Regions from separate parts of the Homo sapiens genome. Here region 2 is linked to region 1. Evidence: chromatin contacts called from ENCODE Hi-C data. All regions are on one chromosome and are shown on one strand. Each heading gives the region's core, a stretch centred on a gene start or an enhancer-like site at or near the end of the contact. The rest is flanking DNA. Distances are from core to core; before and after follow the strand shown. Region 1 holds the start of FGFBP2 (fibroblast growth factor binding protein 2). Region 2 holds the start of FAM200B (family with sequence similarity 200 member B).

Region 1 (7,860 bases), core at 3,477-5,976:
ATTAGAATTGGGTGAACCTGGATTTCTCTGCTGTCCTGACTCTTAACAAGCTGTGTACAACTCACCTCTCCAGACTTTCAAGTCCCTTGGTTTATAATTGGGAATAAAACTACTTACCTCCTAGGGATGTAGTGAGAGCTATATGAGGGGGTGAGTGAAAGGCTCAGAGCCCTTATAAGAAATAGACTTGGTATGTCACAGTAGATGCTTGATGTATATATATTTTAGAAACTCAACCCCAGCAAACGTCCCCTGGCTGCCCCCACCCACCGCCTTCTGTGTCATCTCCAACACTCATCAATGTGTTGTCTTGGTTTCCACTACTTCACTGCACTTCTAAGATGTGAAACCTAGTTGGTTAGTTCATGTCTCCCCTAGCCAATGTGTTGCACAGTGCCTGGGACATAGTTGATGATGAATAAATATTTCTTAATTGTGTGAACTACATATAGAGGCCATATTAGTAGTCTTCAACTCAGGTTACACATAGAATTGCCTGGAAATTACTTAGGATACACCCCAGAGATTCTAATTCAATTAATTAAGGGCGGTGTTTCTCAAACTTGGCTGCATATTAGAGTCACCAGGGGAAATGTAAAATTGCACATGCTCAGGCCCCATCCCTGGCCAGTTACACCGTAACCTCTGGTGCTGACGTCCAAGCACCAGTGTTTTTGAAAAGTTGCCCCAGGTGACTCCATTATGTAGCTAGGGTTGGGCACTGCTGGGCTAGTTGGGGAAACAATTTAAGTACATCAAGAGTGGACTAGTGGGCCAGGTACAGTGGCTCACGCCTGTAATCCCAGCACTTTGGGAGGCCGAGGCGGGCGGATCACCTGAGGTCAGGAGTTCAAGACCAGCCTGGCCAACATGGTGAAACCTTGTCTCTACTAAAAATACAAAAATTAGCTGGGCATGGTGGCACATGCCTGTAATCCCGGCTACTCGGGAGGCTAAGGCAGGAGAATCGCTTGAACCCAGGAGGCGGAGGTTGCAGTGAGCCGAGATTGCACCACTGCACTCCAGCCTGGGTGACAGAGCGAGACCCATCTCGAATAAATAAATAGCCATTAGAAAAAAAAGAGAGAGAGTAGACTATTAATGTGTTCTTAGGTAAGACAAATACGAAATTAAGAAGTGAGTCACTTTTCGCGTATGTCTAATAAAATCTAATTTTCTTCCTTTCCAACTCTGTTGATTAATTTAATTGCTGAGTGTACAGGGTTGTTCTTTTTCAGGTTCACTTCTCTATCTTTTTGGCTAGTTGCTATTGCTGCATGGTGGCTGTGCTGGGTTGAATAGTGCCCACCAAAAATTTATGTCCATTTGGAATCTGTGAATATGATCTTATTTGGGAATAGGGTGTTTGCAGACATGATGGAGTTAAGATAAGGTCTTTCTTGATTAGGATGGACCCTAATCCAATGGCTGGTGCCCTTATCAGGAGAGGGAAATTTGACACACACGCAAGGGAAAATTCCATGTGAAGACAGAGGCAGGGATTAGAGTGATATGTCTATAAGCCAAGGAATGTCAAGGATTCCAGCAACTTTAAGAAACTGACAGAGAGGCATTGAACAGATTTTCCCTGAGACCCTCCAGGAGAAACTAACTTTGGTGACATCTTGAGGCACTTCTTGCCTCCATCACTGTGAGAGAACACATTTCTGTTGCTTTAAGCCACCTAGTCTGTGTAATGCACGATGGCACCCTGAATAAAATAATAGTGACTTCATGGGTATACATGATCCCTATAGCATCTAGGTATCACGTTCATTAAGAAGACTAAAGTCGTATTTCTGAAATCATTCTTTTATTTTGCACACACATAGCTGCTATTTACTGAACACTGGAAATTCATGAATGCGTTACATATTTAAACTTTCATAGAAGGCTCAGATCAACAAAGCAAAACTTCTACAGATAATAAGTAGTTGTGTATGCTTGTCACTCTTGGGCCCATCAGCACCTGTTCCCTATCATATTGCTGAACTCTGCAAACTCCAGAAAGGAAGGTTTCTTTTCCAAACTTCAGAGAAGCTGCAGATCAAGAATTTGGGCCGTTGCATCTGATTAGAAACTCTCTTCTTCCAGTGTGAGAACGTTGGATTGAAAGCGGCATAATATAAAAAGAGATGGTTGTCTGTCAGGGAGAGGTCAGATCTAAAAAAAAAAAAAAAGAAAAAAAAAGGAAGGGATGAAAAATTCTTTCTTTGTTGTTATGGGTTGAATTGTGTGAATTGTGTCCCTCCCAAAACCTAAAAACCGTAGACTTAAGTCCTAACCTCCAGTACCTCAGGGAGCGTTTGTATTTAAAGATAGGGGCCATTAAAGAGGTGGTTAAGGTAAAATGGGGCTGTTTGGGTGGGACTTCATCCAGTGTGAATGGTATCCTAACAAAAAGAGATGAGGACACAGACCCACGCAGAGGAATGACAGAGAGAAGGCTGCCATCTATGAGTCAAGGAGAGAGTCCTCAGAAGACACCAATCCTGCTGACACCTTGATCTTGGAATTTCAGTCTCCAGAATTGTGAGAAAATATATTTCTGCTGTTTAAGCCACCCATTCTGTGGTATTTTGCTATGGCAGCCCCAGCAAGCTAATACAGTAGTCCTATGCAGCTTATCTGCAGGATCAAGATATTGTTTTGAGCTTTAGCGCCTGTATGCATCTGTATATACGCTGTACATCTGTCTGTGTAAATACGCATGGATGGATGTCTAAATGGGTACTCTTCTGTTAACATTGTTTATCTCTGTGTGGTGGGATTATGGATGAAGTTTTAAAATTCTTTGTATTTTTCTGTTGTGTTTGAATTTTTCAAATGATTTGTATGTCTTATTTGTAGAAAGACCAAAAAAATCACTTTAAAAAGAAAAAAAAAAGGACCTCCTCTCAATAGTAACTTTTTTTGGCTTAAGTGTCCCCTTTTCTCCTCTGGGACAGATCTGAAATCTTAAACAAGCAGAAAACCTCCAGCCCAGAACAGCAGACACCAAAACAACTTTGTTGTGAACCAACATTTCTTGCTGCCTGGGCGCTTGTAGAAAAAGCCTTATTTGTTTGGTGGTATTCGTTATCAAAGTGCTGTTTATCAGGAAATCTGCTTTGTTCCTATTTTTCTTACATAGATAATATGAAAAAAACTCAGAAACTCTCCTTTTAAACTCAAAGTGCACAAGTAAGACTAGAATCCCATGTAAATGAACTCCTTACTGGTGTGCAAAATTAATGAAAGCTGCTACATTTAAGGATAGAGATCAGTAATAAGCCTTATTTCCACAAGAAAAAGTTTGGTCTTTTAAAAGCAATACTTGGAGTTGATTAAATCTGTTATTATTAATTAGATTTTCTCCTCTGTGATGAACAAAAAACAATTAAAGGCTTTGAGAGCTGTGAGAAAGACTTTAAAGACTATTTGACTCAAACTTTCCTCAGTGCACAACACTCCCCACCCTAACTTGACTGTAGGAGAAAAAACTGAGAACAAGACGGGGTGTGGCGACACCTCCACCATGACATAGCACCTCGGCCACTAACAGCTGCAGCAAATGCTTGGTTCATTAGGAAACGTTACCCGGCAGAATTCCAAAGGCCTCGGTCTAACAGTGAGGTGGTTCCATCACAAGGAGATTCTCAACCTTGGCTGCACATTCAAATCACTTGGGGGAGAGTTTTAAAAGTCCACATTCCTGCGCTACTATGTTGGAGACATAGATGGAACGGTCTGGCGAGGGGCCTGGGCATCAGCATTTTTAGAGCTCCTTGTAGGTGATTCCTATGCAACTCCAGGGTCAAGTGCCACTCCGGATGAACTACCTCATCTACACTGCTCTGCAACAGACAGCCTCAAACCCACCCCCAAACACACGCTGAGACTCTGATGTGGTCGCAGCAGCTGTGAAAGTGCTAAGTGCCTCTCACGTAGTCTCTGTATATAAGTATATACACGTAGTCTCTGTATATGAGTAAAGGAAAGGGTATTACCTGTAGGGGTCTTTCACCTGTCACCCTCGGAAGAAGCTGATGAGAAAGGCGCACAGGGCCTGGAAGGGTTTCCAACAATGTTCCCAGGCCTTCTTCTTTGCTTCCTCATTCCCTCCGGGCCTGGGTCCAGGCTGGGTAGGTTTGGCTGTGGGTCGGGTGGTGGGTTTGGCTTTTCCCAGCTCTTCCATCGAGTCCTTTCCCAGCTGTGTTGCTTCTGTGAGTTTCACTGTGGCCTTGGGCCTCAGAGATGGCGTCCCAGCCTCAGGCTGCTGGTTGGGCTCTGGGCTGCCCTTGAGGCTGGAAGTCACCTGCTGCATATGGGCCTGGGGTCCAGCCTCCCTGCACACGGATGGCCTAAGCACCGGGGCCCCCTGGCACGCATGGTGAAGGCGCCTCAGCTCCTGCAGGGCTTGATTCCAGTAAGGTTTGGGGTCAGCAGCGAAAGCCTGGCACATGCTGGGCTGCCCCCTGTACTCACACCAGTAGGTCTGGTCTGTGTTGCGGCAGTCGACACGAAGCCAGACTTCTCCAGCACCTTGCCCCAAGCTGCTGGGACGCATAGTGCAGGAATCTCTCCCTCCAGTCTGGAAATGGAATTCCTCCCCAGTGCTTCCTTGCTTTTGCCTCGGGGCCTGACCCAAAGTCCCCAGGCAGGACAAGGTCACCAGCAGGAGGCAGGGGACGAACTTCATGGCGATACTCCGATAAACTTGCTTGCAACTCTGCACCAGGAGAGAGAACACAAGTGGGACGAGTCACCCTTTAAAGGGTGCTGCACAAAAGACTCTTTCTCTGCAAGGGTGGGGAGGATGTTTTGCAGCAAATGAGAAACATGCCCACAGACCTTAGACACGTAACACTTGGCAAGGGCAGAGCAGCCACCAGGGGCCGCCCACCACAAGCAAAGGGAATGGTTTTCCTGAGTGCCTCAGAGAGATCTGCCCCAGCCCTGTCACGCACAAAGCGCCACACACAGCTTTGGGGCTGAGGGTTTTACAGTTTTCCAACCACAGGGTGCTTGCTCTAAAATTGGCCCTTGTACGGGAACAGCCTTCTTTGTCAACATTTGGTATATGCCAAGGTGTGGCAGTGGTATTCTGGAAAGTGAGGTTTGCAGCTGGGAGTCTGGGCTGCCTCGAGGCTCCCTCCTGCTCCCTGGAATCCCCATCTTGGGGGACCATGGGTTTAGTTAATCCAAAGGAAGCCAGAATTTTATGAGCCTAAGTGTTATGAGATGGCCTAGCAAATGCAAAAAAGACTATGTGAGGTTGTGTGAGGATGTGTGTGCCAGAGGGACACAGAGACACTCCCCCTCCCACCCACCGAGCTGAGAGTCACCTGGTGTGGCCTCTGTGGGGCTGTCCCGCCATCACCGTGGCCACAGGCCACAGTGCTGCAATGTTCACTTCCCTTGTTATTGCATGCCTTACAATTGCACCAACTGAATGATGACGAGGAAGGCATGCAAATATATGTTCACAGTGGGATTCAGTCTATTTTAGACCATGAATTCTATTTCAAATTCAATTGAAATAACACAGTTTTAATTATATCACAGGAAAATATGATTTTAAATATTATTATTATTGTTCTACAATAGAAAAAAAATAAATTGAAAATAACTTTTGATTCTGTGTCAAGAATCATAGTTTGGTATGGTCATAACTGTCTTTTGATGACCCTTCCAGAGGGCACTGTGGAGTGGACTAAAGGTGGCAATTTGCTGTTAGGAATAGGGTTGACGGATGTTGGGGGACTAGTTTGAATGTGAGGGATTTATCTTGGCGATCCCACGTAGGGTAGTTGGTACCTGGCACAGCCTTCCTTCCACCTGGATATCCTGAGTCCTGAGAAGACCTAGTAGGGCTGGAACTAAAGCCAGGCTGAGCTTCGGCAGCCACTGTGTGTGTAGCAGTGAGAGCCTTCCAGAAGAGGGCATCACCCCAGGTGGGGAGCAGAGGAAGCTTCCAAGAAGTGGTGCCAAACCTTCAAGACAAGTCAGTCAATTTGTCAGGTTGAGAAAGGGTAAAGGGCAGGTGTTTTTTTTGTTTGTTTGTTTGTTTGTTTGTTTTGGCCTCATTCTGTCACCTAGACCGGATTGCACTGGTGTAATTATAGCTCACTGTAGCCTCCAACTCCTGGGCTCAATTACTTCTCCTGCCTCAGCCTCTCAAGTAACTGGGACTACAGGCATGGGCTGCCACACCCAGCTAAATTTTAAATTTAAAATTTTTAGGGACAGGGTCTCACTCTGTTGTCCAGGCCGATCTCACACTCCAGGCCTCAAGCAATCCTCCTGCTTCCTTGTCCTCTGGAGTCACTGGAATTACAGATGTGAACCACCACAACCAGCTAAAGGTAGGTTTTTTTTTTTTTTCACACAGTCTTACTTTGCCACCCAGGCTGGAGTGCAGTGGCACAATCTTGGCTCACTGCAACCTCCACCTCCCAGGTTCAAGCAATTGTCCTGCCTCAGCCACCTGAGTAGTTGGGATTACAGGCGCCTACCACCATGCCAGGCTAATTTTTGTGTTTTTAGTAGAGATGGGGTTTCACGACGTTGGCCAGGCTGGCCTCAAACTCCTAACAAGTGATCCGCCCACTTCAGCCTCCCTAAGTGCTGAGATTACAGGCACGAGCCACTGCGCCTGGCCAAGGGCAGATTCTTAAGGCAGGATAATGCTTCCTGTAAAGGAGTGATCCTGGAGTGCAGGTTTATGGACTGCTGAAATGTCAAGGGCAAGGAGGCAGTGGTGAGAATCAGGCTGGAGAGGTGACTTAGGGTGGGGTCCGCAGCCCCCGTACCAATCCACAGGGCCAGTTCTAAGACAGAGGCTTGCCCTTTGTGTGCTTCCAACTCAGGAGCCCCTGGAGTAAACAGCACTCCAACCCAGGCTCCATGTCGTGGCCACAGGAAGGCAGGTGTTCAGCTCCAACCTCCTTTCCCCCACCCACCACAGTGTTGCAGGGAACAGCTTGCTAGACCCATCTAGACACCCTGAGGTTATGGCCAGCCCTTTTCAATGCCCTAGTGAGGCTGAGTTTACCCTGCAATGGGAACTTATCATAAGAGCTCTAATCACGCTCTTCCTCTTTTCGCTTTTGGGACAAGCCAAACCTCAAGACCTTTGCACTAGTGCCCACTGCCTGAAAATCTTTTCCTTGAACATCGCATGGCTGCCTTCTCCCTGCCACCTTCACAGAGGCCTTCCCTCGCTATACAATGTAAAAGAGCTCTTCTGTTCCTCTATCACTTCATCCTGCTTTAATCCTCTTGAAGGCAGTGATTTCTCTCTTTTTTTTTGAGACGGAGTTTTGCTCTGTCACCCAGGCTGGAGTGCAATGGCGTGAACTTGGCTCACTGCAACCTCCGCCTCCTGGGTTCAAGCAATTCTCCTGTCTCAGCCTCCCGAGTAGCTGGGACTATAGGCACATGCCACCACATCTGGCTAATTTTTGTATTTTTAGTAGAGACAAGGTTTCACCATATTGGTCAGGCTGGTCTTGAACTCCTGACCTCGGATTATCCACCTGCCTTGGCCTCCCAAAGTGCTGGGATTACAGGTGTGAGCCACCATGCTCAGCCCAATTTCTCTTCTTTCTTATTTGCTTGTTCATCTTTTAAGTGTGGAGTGTCATGATCAGATTTGCACTGTAAGAGACTGCTGTGTTGAGAAAGGATTGGTGGACAGGGGGACTTTGTACAGGGAGGGTAGTGGGCAAGCTGGCTCTGTATGGGCTGAGTTGCTGTAACAAAAAGACCTTCTCTATTATGAACCAGTCTTCCAGGTTCATGCCTGGAAGTTCTTCAAATTTAACACATGCCTTCCAAGGTTTGTTTGATTGCTGCCATTTCCAGTGGAACAAGTCC
Region 2 (7,860 bases), core at 1,356-3,855, 280 kb before region 1:
CCAGCTAATTTTTGTATTTTTAGTAGAGACAGGGTTTCACCATGTTGGTCAGGATCTCCTGATCTCATGATCCACCCGCTTCGGCCTCTCAAAGTGCTGGGATTACAGGTGTGAGCCACCATGTCGGGCTAAAATATCTACTCTTTAACAATTATTAATTATCCATCCAGTAGAAAAAACTGAGGAAAATAAACCTGAGTAATATTTACCCAAGTCTCTTGTTTTTGAATTGCTTCTGTCATGGAGCAAGGAAGCACAGATTTTGATCACAAGAGATTTTGATTTTTCTAAATATCCTTGAATCTATCTAGAGAAATATGCTAAAGGTACAGTTCAGGAACAAAAAAAAAAAAAAACAAAAAAACAAAAAACCAACACCCAATGGTCCCAATTCAATACTGCTTTTTAAAATTAAGCCTTCTTATCACACAACAAGTTATTTTTGTTATATGTTTTATCATTCTAACTCATATTCCCAAACTTTTCAGGATTTTACTTATCTATCAAAAAATCCCAATTATATTCCTGTTCTTTCCAATCCCCCTAAAAAAAAAAAAGCAGTATGTCTCATTCTCTTCTCTGCTGATAGGAGTGTAAAATGGATCACTCTATGAAGGGCAACTGTAAATATCTATCATATTTGCAAACACATTTCCTCTTGGATCCAGCAATTCTTTTCAGAATCTGACAGTTACCCCTGCAAATGTAGAAATGACATGTATTCACTGAAGAGTTGTTTCTAATATCTGAAGACTGGAAACAACGCCAAGTGTCCACCTACGCGTGATTTACTGTATAAACTGGAGTATATCTACAAAATGGAGTATGTGACAGGAAAAAATAAGTTTAATTGAATACTGATAAGGAGGAATATCCAGAATATACAGTAAAACAGGAAAAAAAAAAACATGAACAATGCAGAAAATATTGAAGGAGAGACCGAGTGAAATAAGACTGTATATTCTCATCTGCTTGTATCTCTGCATGAAGACCGGAAGGATAAACAAGAAACTAATTTAAAATGATTACCCGTGAAGACTATTAGGAATGGTACTGGATAGGGACTAGGGAGGAAGTGTTTCTTGCTGCATTTCTTTTCATGTAGTTTGAGCCATGTAAAAGAAATATTTGCTAATCAAAAAACAGCTTTAAAAATCCAGTGGGAGAGGCTGGGTGCAGTGGCTCACCCCTGTAATCCCAGCACTTTGGGAGGCCCAAGTGGGTGGATCACCTGAGGTCAGGAGTTCGAGACCAGCCTGGCCAAAATGGTGAAACCCCGTCTTTGTATTTTTGAAAAATACAAAAATTAGCCTGGCATGGTGGCGGTCGCCTGTAATCCCAGCTACTCGGGAGGTTGTGGCAGGGGAATCGCTTGAACCAGGAGGCTGAGGTTGCAGTGAGCCGAGGCTGCGCCACTGCACTCCAGCCTGGGCGAGAGAGTGAGACTCCGTCTCAAAAATTAAAAAAAAAAATCCAGTTGGAGAATCAAAAATTTTTAAAAATTTGACTGTGTAATCCTACAAGAAGTAAGTAGCTTGAGAAAGAGAAATGCTGATAAAGTCGCATTAAGTTTCAGAGTTGAAATTCAAGCTCCTGTATCTAACATGTTTCCCTGTTTAAGGTAGAATTTAAAAAAAAACTATATATGACATATATATGTCAACCCAAAAAAATAAAGCAGTATATATTATATATATAAGAATATATATATATTCTCCTTTATATGTTTTTTGTTTCACATATATATATAAATATATATCTCAACCACAAAAAAATTTGGTTTGTGACAAAGATGCACTTATTTGCACGAACCTATCTTGTTAATGATCAAGAAATCTGCTTTGTTACAATCATTAGAGGACAGAAATATACATACATATTTAAATCTATTTAATGAAATGCAGTTTTATGTTAAAAATCAATGATCTGCTAACCTAAAGAGTCGCACAGGAATACTATGATTATTAAACACAATGCGATTCTCTAAATAAGTAAACACGTGCAATGATATCAAAGTTCAAAATTCTCTAATTCTTCCACAAAGACTATGAAAATCACCTTGGAGTGTATGAACCAGCGTCCTGGCCCCGCCAGGTCGGGGCTGGGGCGGGCGCGGGCCGGGAGCGCTTACCCCGCGGCAGGAGCGATTCAGCGCCACTACCTGCTTCGCCTGGTTGTGGTGTGGCTGCTGCGCCAACCGAAAGGCCTCCTTAATCCGCAGCAGTCTCTTTTCGCTCCCATGGCTCTGGGACTCTGTCCGGACTAGCCCTGTCCGCGCTCGGCTACATCCGGCCCGCCCACCAGCTCAGAGGCAGAGTTCTCCGCGGTGTCTCCTAGGGTTTCTTGTCAGAGGGCCCCAGGCGCCTAGGGAGTCGTTACCGCCCTGGCATTCAAATAACTCCCGCGAGAGGCGGAAATCCCGCGAGACTGCCGACAGAGCGTAGGGAAGTGGAAAAGTGGAGCCTGCACCGCCCGCTCCCGGCACCCCCGGACACCGCCCCGGTCTCACGCATGCGCAGAGGGCCGATCCAGTTCTTTTCGGCTGGAATGGGGAATTTGTGAGGTAGGCCGGAAGTGGTGTTGCGGAGGGAAGTGTGGGGAGAGCAGAGGCGCAGCTCTGCTGGAGAGACCTGAGGCTTGCAGCGCTGGGCCCGGCCGGGTCGCTGCGGCTGGGCTGGAGGTGAGGCGAAAGAAGGGCATCCTCTGATGGGAGTGGACCGGAGTCCGCTAAAGCGAAGCATTCCAGGGTTCGTTGCGGGAAATACAGTCTGGTTTTGCCCCCCGTATGAATTGAGGGAAGGTGAGAGCAGAAGCAATCCGGGCCTGAAGGGCGATTATTCTAGGGTCGGCCGAGGGGTTCAGGCCAAAGTTCATTGAAATCCTAGCTGGGTCCCTGGAGGACGAGAAAACCGGTCAGGAGTCTCCTGGGAAGAGGGTCATGTTTTAATCTAGCTAAAGCTGGTACCTGGCAGTTTCCACTCTTAAGGCCTAGTGTACTAACTAATGTGTGCGCAATGTCAAAACAGGAAACAAAGGGAAATGCAAGAGGTGGAAGGTAATTTTAAGTTAGTGGCAGTATGACAGATTTCCAGTGCCTTCAGGAAGGTATCCAGCCTTAAAGATGCTTTTTTTAAATAGACGATTTTAGACAGAAAAAAGGTAGAAACAAAACTATAACACATGTGTACTCACCACTGAATTGGAGAAATAAATGATTATATAAGTGATTGAAGTCCTTTGTCAGCTCTACCCCGTCTCATTCTCTTTCCTTTTGCCTAAGGAAACCACTCTCCTAACCACCTTTATGCAATCTGTAATGTGTACATCTTTTTGCAGCTAGCTTGTTTTACATAATGTTTTTGAGATTTGTCAGTGTTGTGTAACTCCACCTTATTCATCTTAATAGCTGAACAGATATTCTGTTATTTTAATATGTCACTGTTCATTGTTTAGTATCTCCAGTGCCTGACATACTTTAGGCACTGTAGGTAGCTAAATGTTAGTTGAATGCATGGCTGCTGTAGCATTTGAACTAAGTAGAAAAGAATAAATAGGACTTCATGTGACCCAACAAGAGTATTCCAGGCAAAAGGAATACTAGCCAAAAGCAGAGACATGAAAGTGCATGAACTATTTCAAGAATTTCCATACTTTTAGTACTGAAATGTAGAATGTATGGAGATCATGTGATGAAGGAGAAACCTGGAAAGATGAGGCTTAAGCTTAAAGGATATTATCCTGAAGAGCTTACACAAGCTCGGCGCCATTAAATGCTTTTCCAGTTATGAGGAAGCTGATTAGAGCTGTATTTTCAGAAGATGATACAGCGCACTAGAGATATATCTTAGGATATAAAAGATTAGTGACGGGGAATTTTAGACTATCAAGCATTGTAACAATAACAATCATTGCATTAAGCAAGTAAGACAACCAGCCAGACTAAAAATCCAAAAACATTTTCCTAGTCCATCATATTATCACATTCCTTAACAATTATTAATATTTCATATTTTCTTCTGACAAACTTGCAACATTTTCTACTTCGGCCTCTTACTTAGATGATACCTCACATCCTATTGAGTTAAAAAAAAACTTCCCCATGCTTTCATCACCACATCTACCAGACCTGTTCCCTAATATACTGCCACTGCTGTTACTATAGATGAACTGTCTGATTTAGGAGGGAGAGTAAACCCTTTAAAAATATCTTTTTAATACAATAGTAACTGAACTAGTGTTACAAACTTTCAAGGGGGGATTGAAACGTGAATAGTAAGAATATGAAAGAATGGAATAGTTAAAAGACAATTGCTTCTAAGAGATAAATGATCCATATATAGTAATATAAAAATAAGATACTTTTTTAATGTATATTTCTTTTTTTCAGGTAGATTTAGGTTCTAAGCTTTAAAAGCTAAATCTAAATTTACATGTATGTTTTTATAGGATCATTGTTTCTACTATTTCTTAACATAAGCAGTTTATTATGAAGTAGAATCTTTAACAATCCTGTTTTAAATAATATGTTTTATTAGCCTTCGTCTTACATATTTCCCAGTTGTCCAAATATAGTTGGATAACTTATTTGTTACTGACTGTGATAAAAATAGAGTGTACATTGTACAGTTTACTACAGGTGTCATTAATTTTCTCATTCTCTCATATGCATTGAGTAACTACCATACAGCAAGCACTATTCTAGGAACAGGTAGATAAGATTTATTAGTGGAAAATCACTTACCTAAAACCATATCATATAACCGTGTTAATGCACCTTGGTGTATGAGAAACTTTCAACTACAAATATTTGATTACCTTAATTGCAATTCTTAAGGGAGGCTAAGTAGATGGATAGCTGAATAAAGTTATTACTTGGAAATGTTGCCATGTAGCCGCAGGAGCCAATTTCAGTGCACACATCTTAAGCATCAGTGTACACATTTATAGGTCTTTGGTGTTTGGGCCAGCAGAACCCACCTGGGTTATGGAATCACACTGGTGTACTTGATCGTGTTCGGGTATGAACATGCTCTGATTTACATTGAGTACTAATTGAGCATGTCTATTTAAATTAAAGTTCCAGAATTTATGTTTAGGCCAGAACCTCAGGTTTGAACTTCTCCCCTAAAATTCCTCTGGCTTCTCATTAAAGCCGCTTTCGGAGATATAAGTAAAGAAAGTCAAACAAAAGACTTTGTAGCATGTTTTGTTTAACATGTTTTGTTTAGCACTGTTTTTCTTGAGCTATATATGATAAATATCTAGGGAGAGGTGGCAGAAGGACAAAATTGTAGTAGTTTGAGGTTTCTTGGGGGAAAGTTGAAGCATTAAAACATGTTAGCATCCTTATATGAACTTTTAACTATGGAAGGAAGAGTCAGTATTCCCTTTCAGGCAGCTGTTTATCTGGCTTAGACTGCCTCAAGGCTGTGTATTGCCCTTCAGCTTTTCTTATGCATTAGAAAGAGATCTAGATGCATTTGCCTTTAGCAGTGTAGTTCTGAATACATTGATGACCACCCACTGTGCTGGGACATGCAAGAGGTATGTACCATAAACTCTTTAGTCCTGCTAATGTCCTCGACAGAGGACATAAAACCTCCTAAGAAAAGCTTTGTCTCTTTCCAGCCAAGGTTAACTATTTGTAACATGTCATCTTTCAAGGAAGCATCTAACCAAGATTAAGTCAAAGGCATCTACCAGGTCCTGAATTCTCTCCCAGATGCACACCTTTTAAGGTACAATCAGGTACCATATGTAATCTGTAGCTATTTAACCATCGTTAAAGCATTTAGGACTTTGATTTCCTAGAAGAAGTCATGGTCTGCAAAATAATTGTATTAAAAGGTATAAAACCTGATCAGGAAAAAGAGGTTTAGGGCCAAACTATACAACTTTGTAACTAGACCAATAACACAAAATAATAGTGTTTTAAAATGTACCCAGGATTTATTTTAATCAGATATGGTAAGATATGCAGATGTGAAAATGATTGTCATGAAAGAAGAAATTTTTATACTCATGGATCCCTAGAAACAGGAAGCATGGCACCTTACACCATGCAAGGGTGCCATACCTAGAAGCAGCAGGGTCAATGGGGAGAGGAAGTACAAGGAAACTGCAGGAAAGCCTTTATTTGGTTTTCTGAGGAAGGAATGGGCAAAACTGGATAAGCAGGCTTGAACAGGTTTAAAATTGGCTAGTTGAAATAATTTTGGCCGACTTCGGGCGTAGGGGATATCCCTAGTTGCCTGGTAGCTGGTCTGGAGTGATTAGGATAGGGCAATATTGGCCAGGAGTATAAGAACCCAAGATGTCTGTGTTGGGAGTTGGGGGATTCTGGATTGGTTAGTTTGCATAGGAATTAGCTAACCCTGGGAGAGGTAGTACCTCTCCAGTCATCAAGGACCCACCTAGATACCAAATGATTAACAATACAAAAATAAGAAAGTACAATTAATACAAACAGTCATAATAAAGATACAGTATTAACACAGTTAAGACGTGGAAATTTTAATAAATAAACACTACAGTAAATGTAGGACTGCACCCCTCCCAAAAAATTTGAGATAATTTGATGGAAAGGTGTGTAAGGAAGGGTTGAAACTACTGTTATGGTCATAAGACTGAAATATACTATGATCCAAGAGAGCAGTGCAGCACTACCAAGGCAGGCATGACCAAGATAGGTGCGGCCAAGCAAAAAGGAAGTATGTATGGTGAATAAGCTATACTCCTTCATGGCTTGCTGTATTCTGTTTTGTTAATATACTTTCCAAGTCCTGATGCCAACTTCTGGGTTTTACTGTCACTATTTTTCTATTTACTAATCTCAGTTGAAGTGGTTTGCCTTACAGAAATAGGCCTAAGCCAATATAAGATAGTGATAAAGAGAGCTATAGACTGTTTGCCTCACCATCTATGATCTTGGATATCATAAAGGCCCCCATAGCTGGCAGTAATACTACTTTGTACTGTGATGCTTTAATGTCTTATCTCTGGTCTTATTCCCAGGTCAAGGATGCATTCCAGGAAAGTTCTATAAAAATATACCATCAACTCCAACCTGATATTTGACCTAGCCATGGAAAACCTCATTGGCTCCTCACTGGATCAGACCATAAAAATGATCCAGGAATGAAAATCTAAGATAAATTCCCACCACTTCAAGATGTTCTTATACAAGTCAACAGTCTAGCAGATCAGCCAGTCTCTTTCATCATCAAGCAGACATACTCAAGGTACCAACACAGCAAAGGCACAAAATGTCTCTATATCAGTATTTTTCATGGTATATGTGAGACCCATTAGTGAGGCATGAAATCAATTCTGTGAGTCACAATGAACATTTGTCTAAAAAACAAAATAAAATGTAAAATACCAAAGTGTTTTGCATGAATCCTTTGCCTGAATTGTGCACATTGCAAGGAATGCTGAGGTCAATTTCAATATGCGAGAGGGGTATTTGATGGAGGAGATATGATGAATAGAATGTATATTGGCTAAGAAATGGTTTTCAGTCATTGATTCCTGGGTGTCTTGCTTGATTTTCATAATAGCACGGTTAATGTTCTATAGTCAAGTTTTATATTACAATTACTTGCAACTAGTTGTGAAGTCTGAAATATTCGATTCAATTGCAAACTTTGAGTGTAGTTTTTGAAAAGATGTTATTTAGACTGTATATTTTTTTCTTCTTTTTTGAGTTAGTGCCAATTATAACATTTTAATCAAACTGGAACAAATTGCTATTAAAATGGATCATTTCTTTATTAAAAGAAAGAGGAATAGTGAAGTGAAATATACAGAAGCATGTTCAAGTTCATCTGTTGAATCTGGAATTGTGAATAGTGACAATAT

Evidence for each region. A loop is a pair of places that touch in the nucleus more often than their neighbours do. Pooled maps may share reads with other maps.
Region 2: a pooled map shows a loop between it and region 1 (4-fold over the local background). The contact joins the promoter of FAM200B here to the promoter of FGFBP2 in region 1. A Hi-C loop is called at or near these places in 1 of 168 maps with a recorded cell type or tissue (naive thymus-derived CD4-positive, alpha-beta T cell) and 9 of 50 pooled maps.

The regions. Positions count from the first base shown.
Region 1 is chr4:15,958,449-15,966,308 of GRCh38, forward strand. It overlaps FGFBP2 (fibroblast growth factor binding protein 2), which reads right to left and starts at 4,727. Exons shown (of 2, transcript NM_031950.4): 1 at 3,990-4,727; 2 at 1,797-2,163. The coding sequence starts at 4,681. The coding sequence ends at 4,010. RefSeq lists an enhancer at 4,757-5,598.
Region 2 is chr4:15,679,222-15,687,081 of GRCh38, forward strand. It overlaps FAM200B (family with sequence similarity 200 member B), which reads left to right and starts at 2,606. Exons shown (of 2, transcript NM_001145191.2): 1 at 2,606-2,680; 2 at 7,015-7,860. The coding sequence starts at 7,757. It also overlaps a transcript of FBXL5 not described here. RefSeq lists enhancers at 2,106-2,405, 2,576-2,815, 2,826-2,875.